2 separate regions of the Mus musculus genome follow, and region 1 is linked to region 2. A link is a loop called in an ENCODE intact Hi-C map of the cell type or tissue named here. Cell type or tissue: heart. All regions are shown on one strand. Each heading gives the region's core, and the rest is flanking DNA. Links, peaks and the distances in the headings are about the cores only. Region 1 holds the start of Gm23748 (a small nucleolar RNA gene). Region 2 has its middle 100 kb from the start of Gm35690.

Region 1 (5,389 bases), core at 251-5,250, 400 kb before region 2:
CAAGGGGCAGTCCTAGGTCTCTGGGCCTCATTGAGGCCAGAAATAACAGAGATAACAGGTTCTCAGTCTAGGTGATCCCACACTGGATACTGTGGAAGAGCTGAGAACAAATGGGGGCCCCCAAAGGGGGGCTTGGTCATCCCTGGGGCTGAAGGGAGGAGAGGGAAGGGGAAGAGGGGGCATTGGGTGGTTCCTACGCAGATGAGAGTCCTTGGTCTGGTCCATGGCTGGAGCACAGAAAGGCCTTCCACCAGGAGGTTAGATGTGGCTTGTTAGGGGAAAGCCTATCCTATTGTTCAGCATGGTGGGCCTTGATGAGCACAGACAGTCTATGGTTTTAGAGCCTTATTGTAGACAGGCAGAGAGAGAGAAGGTAGAAAGTGGGAGAGAGGCTGGTCATGGCCACATGGAAAGGGGAAAGGGAGAGAGAGAGAGAGAGAGAGAGAGAGAGAGAGAGAGAGAGAGAGAGAAGGCTAGAGAGGAGAGTAAGAAATGTGAGAGCTTAAAGAGAACTAGGAGGGGCCAAGCAGCCCATTTATAGTGGGCTGGGCTATGAGGTAACTGGCTATAGTCAGGTAACTGTGGGGGTGGAGTCTTGCTGGAATGCCAGAAGCTTGGGACATTGTCTGTGTGACTTATAGTCACAGAATTAATGAAGTTGGGGGTTCTGTGGTGTCAGGTACCTGTCTCTGGGAAAGTGGCTCGCTGTTCTGTCTCTTGTAGAGTTTCCTACTGGGTCACTGGAGCAAGCCTCATTCAACCAAAATAGGCTTCTTTTCAGGGGTCCACACATAGGGAAGTCGGAAGACCATGTGATTCCTATGATTCAAACTCAGATCATCAGACTAGAGCCTTTACACACTGATCCATCTTTCCTGTCTGTATCTGCTTCCTTCTTGAAGCCTGAAAACCCTTGGCTTGATAACACAATACCTATCCAATTTGTCTTGTTTTTCCGCACATTTGATTGTTAGAAATCAAATTCTATTACTCAGAAATCTAAATACATTTTTAGATTCACTGTTCTAATAGATGAATTCATGGATAACTCAAGGACATAGGGAGGGGAATTATACAAGGCAAAATTATTCTTGCTCATACAAAATCCTTATAAGGAGAATGAACATCAGTGGAGGGAACTGGAAATCACTGGTATCTTACTTGTTTGAGCTTAGAAGGAAGCAGTGGAGCTATGGAGACCAGAGGAATTCCTACGTCCTAGGAAGACTGATTTTCTGTTGCTATGGAAATAAAGCAATCAGAATTTATTTTTAACATGATAAGTAAATGACATCTTTTTAGTCACAAAAATTAACCACTGAAGACAGATTTAAATCTTCTTAATCAACTGGTAAGACTTGGCTTTGGCAAACATGGCTTTCTAAAGCAAGCAAAGGCATGGTGGTCCTTCTGAGTCAGTGGTTCTCAGCCTTCCTTAATGCTGAGGCCCTTTAATAAAGGGCCTCATGTTGTGGTGACCCCCAGCCATAAAAGTCTTTCATTGATACTTCACAACTATAATTTTGCTAGTGATATAAATTGTAATGTAAATATCTAATATACAGGATATATGGTATGTAACCCCATACAAAAGGTCATTTGACACCAAAGGGGTGGTGACCCACAGGTTGAGAACCACTTAAATTAAATCTGAGTTCTTAATGAGTAGTAGTCACATCAAATAGTCATGATATTAGCTATAATGAGAAATCATTCAAGTGTCCAAAATTCTGCTATTCTTCTTAGAGGAATTATACTTAACAGGCATAGCTTGCCTGCTTGAGGAAAAAACAGTAAGGCACTGAGTTTCTGTGTGTTTGTGTGTGAGTGCATGCATGCATGTGTGGATGCATGTGTGTCTGTGTATGTATGTGTTTGTGTTGTTACTATACTCTTTATAAGGTTATATTTTTTTTATATCTATTGTTCCCAGACATTCACAGCCCACAGTCTTTAACAGGGCTTTCAAAGATGCAGATACATACATGGAGTGAATGAATATTTTTTAACCTAATTCCCTATCCCCTCTTTCACTGTTGCTTAAAAAATTCCTGAATATTTGGGAATATGCCACACTTAAGAGCTATATAAGCAGGCTGGAGAGATGGCTCAGAGGTTAAGTGTTCTTCCAGAGGTCCTGAGTTCAATTCCCAGCAACCACATGGTGGCTCACAACCATCTGTAATAGGATCTGATTCCCTTTTCTGGCATGTCTGAAGAGAGCAATGGTGTACTCATATACATAAAATAAGTAAATCTTTTTAAAAAGGAACTACATAATCAGTTATCAAAATAGCTTCACATGTTAATTTTTATAGAATTGCACCAAGATTTCATCTTTGAAACTATTTGAATTTTTCTTCAAAGATGATGGTATTTCCTCAGACTATCATAATCTGTCTAATCTACAGTGTTTACCAGATCAACCCCCCCACACACACACATGCTTTTAATACATTATTCTCCACAGAAACTTGTGTACCTGTGGCACCTGACCAAATACTAACATGCTTTTAATGATTATTCCCATCACCAAAACTTTATTCAGTAGTAGTATTTTTTATTACCTTTAAATTATATCTCAATCTATTAAAAAGAAAAAATATTAGGAAAGAGTACAGTCAAAAGGAGTGGATATTTAAGGTTTAGATGAATGCTTTGAACACTGGCTACTGAATGTCATATTCACACCAGCAGTCCCTAGATATCTATACGATGGATAGCTGCAGCATCCATAGCAGCTTACAAACTTCGGCTGTGTATATAATGATGACATTTCAATAGCAAGTACTGAATATATACTTTAAATACTAAATGTGACTTTAATTTGATGAAATTGGAAAGGTTCAAAAACCATAAGCACTGCCCCTAGTGGCAGTGAAATATGGCTGCTGTGTCACTTGTGTGTCAGTAGGTGGCAGAGAGGAGAGAGGTTATGTCTACCCTAAGTGATCTGACTTACGAACATCTGAATTATTAGCAGCCTAACATTACCTGAAAAAAAAGTGAGCCTGCATGATCACCAGTCCAGTTCCAGGTGGCCTGGACAGGGAGCCAACCAGCAACAACTACCAGCCCAGAATCAGGTACTCCTAGATGGGCTCCCAGGGCAGCGAGCAAACCAGAGACTAGTAGAATCTTGCCTGAGACCATAGACGTGGACAGAAGACCAAGACAGTTGGGTCTTAAGTGGGGCCACTTAGGAAGGCATGCTGAGCAAGGAACAAGCCTGAGATGACCACCAAACTGGTACCATGGGCCCCAGAGAGGGAACTAGCCTGAGATGATGACCCAGTCATTTGCCATGCAGGCCTGGAGTTACAGACCATGCCTGAGATGTTCCCTGCTCAGCACCACAAAGAAGGTACAAATCATAGTACTCCTGAGACTACTCCTGAGATGACCCCAGATGTTCAGAGACTCCGGGCACCTCTAAGAGGAACACGTGGCATAGTAGAGCTGATCCTGGTGATGGGAGCATAGGCAAGTCAGCCTTTTGAGTGTGAGTGTGGGAGAGGGGTTGTCACTTGTCTGCCATGAAGCAACATGGGCAAGAGAGAAATCCCCCCTCTTTTTCCCCTTGCCATCTACAAGACTTTAGAAGGCTGGAGAGCTGACCCCAAGGTCATCAGAGCTGGACAATGTGCACATACCCATACCTGCTGCAGCACTGGGTAGAGCAGGCCCTGCACCTTACTTGGGCAGCACAGTAGAGCTGGGTCTGATGGAAGTGGTATGATGAACCTGTCTGAGTGTGTGTGAGAGGGGGAGAGCTGACAAGCTGATGAGCTGACAGGCTCAGATGCAAGGCTTTGAATTGTCCCTCTCCAACATTCACTCCATCAGTGAACTGCTGGAGTGCATGAAGGGACTGGTCTTACAGATCCAAAACTTCAGGATTTCTATGACACAGGGCAACAACAGGATATTCAAGAGGAGTCCCAGTGAGGTTCCAGTACTGATAATACAGCAGAAGCTGGAGGCCTCATACCAGATCAACGAGTCATTGCAACGAACATTTGCAAGCAAAGACGTGTGGACAAAGGCGTGTACTGTGGTATACACTGTGACACACTACAGCTTCCACAACCAGATTTTTACCTCTGTTGTGGGGCAGGTTGCAAGGCTGTCAGGTGATTACTAGGGAAGCAGGAGGATGAGTGGGACTGGGGTAGATGCTGTGAAATTCATGAAGAACCAATACAATGTTTATAAAAATTTTTAAATGAGAGAAAAAGTGAGGGATGTGATTAAAACTCATATCATTGTTAATACATGGATTAAGATATCATAATGAAACTTACTACTGTCTAAATTATTATGTTGAGAAATTCTAAAAATGTCTTGAAAACATAAAATACTATAAGCTAAACTATCAGATAGAAATAACATGGAAGTTGTGAGAAGGGTCAGAGTTAAAGCAACTTACAGGTCATAGGTTATTTAGGAGGAAGAGAGATAGACTGGGTAGTTTGTCAAATCAATCTCTGTTAAAACATTCAAGGGAAACCAGCAAGTAAAGTACACATGATGTATAACTTCCATCCCTGGGTGGGAGGAGAAGAAAATCTGGAAGCTGAAAAGGAGGAAAGAAGAAAAAAGTATGCTGAAGCCAGCTCAGGCTCTGGGCTCATGAGAGCTGCTATAAATATCTCTAAACATCCATCCCCAAAGCCTTGTGCTGTTGTGTGAATTCTGCCATGGGCTACTGTTTACAGCAGAGAAGTAGTAGGCAAATGGCAAAACTTTGGGATTTTGCTTCAGAGGGCTTGGATTGTTACCAATTTGTTAGGACTTCACACTTGTGTAGATTTCTTGTGTAAATCAGAATTATTAGTACAAAGAAAAACAGCAAAATATGGTTCATTGATTGATATTTGTATATAATCAACATGTCACTGTGCCAAAAGTCAAATTTAAGGATATTATTTTAAAATATAATAATGATTTCACTGTGAAAAGACAATAATCAAATGCTGGTGCTTGTGTGCCACATGTGCACTGGAGTCTGTAAAAGCCAAAAGAGAGGACTGGATTCATAGAGCTGAAAGTACAGGACTTGTGAGTCATCTGAGCTGGATTCTAGAAAATGATCGCAGGGCCTCTGAAAGAATAGCAAGTATTGACCTTGGAGTCCTGTACCCAAACTTCCTGTAAATGAGAATTATATAAGTTAATGGAAGAAATATATTGGAGCACTAAGACATTTCTTTCAGAAGATAATATATTATAATGGCAAATGATCATATTGATGTGAATAATTGTGCTGAGTGGTCTAATAGACATACACAGAACATTAGTATAGTAACAAAAATACAAATAATTTTGAATCCATGTCAAATATTTATTAAGTGATCCTAAAAGTAATTCCAAACAGCAAGGAATTGGT
Region 2 (5,389 bases), core at 175-5,174:
TAGGTCTTATGAAATGATTTAACCAGGCTAACATGATGAGCCTACAGGTAAAGATTATTGTTACCAAGCCTGATGACCTAGGGCCTGTCCCTGGGAACCCACAAGCAGGAAGGAAAGAACTGACTCTCGTAAGTTGTTCTTGAGCATCTCCTCTCTCTCTCTCTCTCTCTCTCTCTCTCTCTCTCTCTCTCTCTCTCTCTCTCTCTCTCTCTCTCTCACACACACACACACACACACACACACACATAAATAAATGTAATTTAAATTTTTAAAAAATCTAAGAACTCAGCTCACAGAATGTAGGGCAAGTTACTTTACCTTCTAAAACGGTAGTTCTCAACCTGTGGGCCACAACAATCTCTTTGGGGTTACATATCAGATATCCTGTATATCAGATATTTATAATACAGTTTGCAACAGTCACAATGTTACAGTTATGAAGTAGCAACAAAAATCATTTTATGGTTAGGGTCATCACAGCATGAGGGACTGTATTAAAAGGTCACAGTTTTAGGAAAATTGAGAACCACTAATACAAGCCATCTTGCTGGCCCATAAACATGCTTGTTAAAGCTTCAAGCATTTTTTTATTTAGCATTTATGTATCTATCACCCTGCACTAAGCTCAAGACCAAGTGGATCAAACGCCTCATTGTAAAACTGCTATACACTAACTCTAAAAGAACTGAATGTGGGGAATAGCTTTGAACTCATTGGTACAGGAGATAACTTCCTGAACAGAGCACCCATGGCTCAGGTTCTAAGAGCAACAATTGACAAAGGGGACCTCCTGAAACTGAAAGCATCTCTAAGGCAAAGGACACCGTCAGTAGGACAAAATGACAGTCTACAGATTAGGAAAGGATTTTCACCATCCCTACATCTGGCAGAGAACTTCAAGCATTTTTAAATAATGTTGTACTAAACCAAACTGAAAATTTCAAGTAGCAATGAAGCCAAGTCATTACTGACCACATACAAAGAGCAAAAGATGATGGGTGACACTTAGACCAACAGTCAGACTAACCTAAAATATCTCCTAGAGTCAGGCTGGGTGTGTGGTATATAATGATGAAAGACACTAAGGTTTGTGTAGACAGGGGAAAAAAAAAAGAATTCACTGCCAATGCCCAGTGTTAAATACACCTACCTTATTACTAACACAATGCAGAATGAATGGAGCGGGCAAATGAATCACATTGGAGAATTCAACTTTGTAACAGATAGATGGTTGATAGCAATCTAAGAGAAATATTTTAAGTTTTCATTAAATAAAGATGACAGTTGTTTTGATATGACGAAACCAGCAAGGTCATCTTTACAAGTGACCTTCTTTGCTAGGATTGAAAGTAGTTGATGAATAAAATATTTTAGAATATAAACGGTAAAGCCAACTTATTTTCTTTTCACCTTATTAGTTAGTGAATAATACCCTCAGTTTATGATACAAAGATATAATTTGACATACAATTTCATGTACTACAAACAAAGTTATTTTTAATAAAAAGGAATTAAATAATGCTATCCTACATTTGAGCAAGTTAGGAATGCTCATATGAGTTATTTCAAAGTGGCCAGAGAAAGAAAGTTGGGTTCTGCAATCCAGTGTTCCACACTCTCATTTTTAAATCTGGAATGTATTGACTTTCCATTAGCAGGCAGAGACCTAGTTAGTACATTGCCAGATATAATAGATAGGAATGCACACCAGGTACTTTATTGTGCATGGATGAACTCACTTATAGCCAGAGATGTGCCTGAGCAGAACACAGGAGATATATCCCCAGAGAGTAACTTCAGGGTCTTGATTATTGTTACAGTATTTCCTATCCAGCCCACTTTTCAACGCCATGATTGCAGCTGACTGTGCTAACACACCTAGGTCTTTTTTGTTGTTGTTGTTTTGTCATTGAAAAAGTCAATAATATGACTGGGTTCGTTAATATATAAGCATTCTTTCTTTCTTCCCTGAAGTTCACCAAAGTATAGGAGTGTTTTCCTTTCATTAACAGGGATTGGGGGACCTTATGTAAGAAACCACATGGAGAGACTGCCTTTAGACTCTCAGGCTCATACTCTTAGCCTCATTTGTTTCTTGGCTATCTTAATCTTAGCTGAATAACAAAGGTAGTTGACTACCAGTTATAATACTGAAGTTTCTAAGACAGAAGTATGGTGTGAAATAAGCCAGAATGCGGCCAGATCAGCCCACCACTCATTCATTGGCATGACCATCATCTGCTGCTTCATATTAGTAAGATCCAAGCTGTGTTGCATTTATAAACCTCAGTATCTCCCTCCCAAGCATTGATATATGTACAGCATATGTGTGAAAATACATGGGCATGTGTACACATTTATTGTAACAGAAGATAACAATTTATGTTTGTTTTTTTCTTAATTCAAGTTTATTCTTTTATGATTTTTGTGCATGTGTACCATGCATTCCGGGCACACTCATCTCTTCCTCTCCTTACACACCTTTAAGACCCTCAGCCTCCCCTCCCTCCCTCCCACCATGTCCCCATCTCAGCTTCATGGGTTTTGTGGTGTTGTTTTTGTTTTGTGGAAAACACTAATGAAAACTAAACATTTATACCTTTGTGTTAAATTCATATCATATGGTGTAAAAGTGGCATATATTTGAAAGAAAGGCCTGAGGAAGAGGAGTGATAAAGTCAAAAGAAGGCAACAGACTAAAGCATGAACGGGTGCATATCTGTAACTCTAGTACTTGTTAAGCTGAGGCAGGAAAGTCATGAGTTTGAGACCAGCCTGAGATACATAGTAAGATCCAGTCTAGCTTGGGCTATATAGTGAGACCCTGCCTGAGAAGAAAAAAGAAAAAAAACAGGGAAAATGGTGAAACAACTAAGAAGAACTAAGATTACAATTGGAATAGTGTATGGCTACGTTTTCCTTTATACTAGACAGATACTTTCCTAAAATTAGGACAACATTTGGGTTTATTTCATTCCCCTCTATTGAAATAAAGCAATGCCCTCTAGTGGCCAACTTTAAAGTAAAATTCAGCATACAAAGTCAATCTAATTGAACTCTAAAAAGATACAGGAGTGTTGCCTCACTGGATGAATATGGTGAAGAATGACCCATGAATGACAAGAATAAATGCACCACTACATCTGAACAGACATCACCAGGAGGAAGCAGCCTTAGTATTGAAGCCTATGTTCCTCCCCTGTTAAACAGCTCTCACCCAGCTGCGCACAACAGAGGGTAAACCCAATTTCAACTTCACTTGCTTCACACCAGTCTTACACATGTCCCTTCTGAGTTCTGATATCTGCTTAAAATAAATAAGAGTTTGTGTTTAAATAATAAGTAGAAAATACAAAAAAAAATGCCAGCAATCCTTCTCATTTTTTAAATTAAGAATTTTCTTCATTTACATTTCCAATGCTATCCCAAAAGTCCCCCATACCCTCCACCCCCACCCACTCTCCTACCCACCCACTCCCACTTCTTGGCCCTGGCGTTACCCTGTACTGAGGCATATAAAGTTTGCAAGACCAAGGAGCCTCTCTTGCCAATGATGGCTGACTAGGCCATCTTCTGATACATATGCAGCTAGAGACATGAGCTCTGGGGGGTACTAATTAGTTCATATTGTTGTTCCACCTATAGGGTTGCAGACCCCTTCAGCTCCTTGGGTACTTTCTCTAGCTCCTCCATTGGGGGTTCTGTGATCCATCCACTTCTGTGTTTGCTAGGCCCCGGCATAGCCTTACAAGAGACAGCAGTATCTGGGTCCTTTCAGCAAAGTCTTCCTAGTGTATGCAATGGTGTCAGCATTTGGAGGCTGATTATGGGATGGTTCCCCAGGTATGGCAGTCTCTAGATGGTCCAGCCTTTGGTTTCAGCTCCAAACTTTGTCTCAATAACTCATTCCATGGGTGTTTTGTTCCCAAATCTAAGAAGGGGCAAAGTGTCCACACTTTGTTCTTCATTCTTATTGAGTTTCATGTGTTTTGCAAATTGTATCTTGCATCTTGGGTATTCTAAGTTTCTGGGCTAATATCCACTTATCAGTGAGTACATACCATGTAAGTTCTTTTGTGATTGGGTTACCTCACTCAGGATGATGCCCTCCAGGTCCATCCATTTGCCTAGGAATTTCATAAATTCATTCTTTTTAATAGCTGAGTAGGACTCCATTGTGTAAATGTACCACTTTTGTTTTGTTTTGTTTTGTTTTGTTTTGTTTTGTTTTGTTTGTTTTTCAAGACAGGGTTTCTCTGTGTAGCCCTGGCTGTCCTGGCACTCACTTTGTAGACCAGGCTGGCCTTGAACTCAGAAATCCGCCTGCCTCTGCCTCCCAAGTGCTGTGATTAAAGGCGTGTGCCACCACGCCCGGCAATGTACCACATTTTGAGTATCCATTCCTCTGTTTAGAGTCATCTGGGTTCTCTAGAGCTGGTGGCTATTATTAATTAGGCTGCTATAAACATAGTGGAGCATGTGTCCTTCTTACCAGTTGAAACATATTCTGGATATAAGCCCAGGAGAGGTATTGTGGGATCCTCCGGTAGTACTATGTCCAATTTTCTGAGGAACTGCCAGACTGATTTCGAGAGTGGTTGTACAAGCTTGCAATCCCACCAACAATGGAGGAGTGTTCCTCTTTCTCCACATCCTTGCCAGCATCTGCTGTCACCTGAATTTTTGATCTTGGACATTCTGACTGGTGTGAGGTGGAATCTCCGGGTTGTTTTGATTTGCATTTCCCTGATGATTAAGGATGCTGAACACTTATGCAGGTGCTTCTCAGCCATTTGGTATTCCTCAGGTGAGAATTCTTTGTTTAGCTCTGAGCCCCATTTTTTAATGGGGTTATTTGATTTTCTGGAGTCCACCTTCTTGAGATTTTTATATATATTGGTTATTAGTCCCCTATCTGATTTAGGATAGGTAAAGATCCTTTCTCAATCTGTTGGTGGCCTTTTTGTCTTATTGACAGTATCTTTTGCCTTACAGAAGCTTTGCAAATTTATGAGGTCCCATTTGTCGATTCTCGGTCTTACAGCACAAGCCATTGCTTTTCTATTCAGGAATTTTTCCCATGTGTCGATAACTTTGAGGCTTTTCCCCACTTTCTCCTCTATAAGTTTCACTGTCTCTGGTTTTATGTGGAGTTCCTTGATCCACTTAGATTTGACCTTAGTACAAGGAGATAGAAATGGATCAATTTGCATTCTTCTACATGATAACAACCAGTTGTGCCAGCACCATTTGTTGAAAATGCTGTCTTTCTTCCACTGGATGGTTTTAGCTCTCTTGTCAAAGATCAAGTGACCATAGGTGTGTGGGTTCATTTCTGGGTCTTCATTTCTGTTCCATTGGTCTACTTGTCTGTCACTATACCAGTACC

What was found. A loop is a pair of places that touch in the nucleus more often than their neighbours do. Peaks named below come from ENCODE experiments on the same cell type or tissue, not always from the same donor. Only the 100,000 strongest peaks of a DNase experiment are listed, where the experiment ranks them.
Region 1: a loop joins it to region 2, with 34 times the contacts of the local background. A loop is called at or near these places in 6 of 42 quality-filtered maps.

The regions. Positions count from the first base shown.
Region 1 is chr9:82,244,987-82,250,375 of GRCm38, forward strand. It overlaps Gm23748 (a small nucleolar RNA gene), which reads left to right and starts at 2,862; the gene lies at 2,862-2,992. It overlaps Gm35548 (a long non-coding RNA gene), which reads right to left. Exons shown (of 3, transcript XR_379658.2): 3 at 4,945-5,151. In heart, for the core only: a CTCF peak has its summit at 2,884 (motif pointing right); no DNase peak of the experiment used is centred there.
Region 2 is chr9:82,641,095-82,646,483 of GRCm38, forward strand. No RefSeq gene overlaps it. Among named protein-coding and RNA genes, the nearest start is that of Gm35690, 100 kb to the left of the region's middle. In heart, for the core only: a CTCF peak has its summit at 2,999 (motif pointing left); no DNase peak of the experiment used is centred there.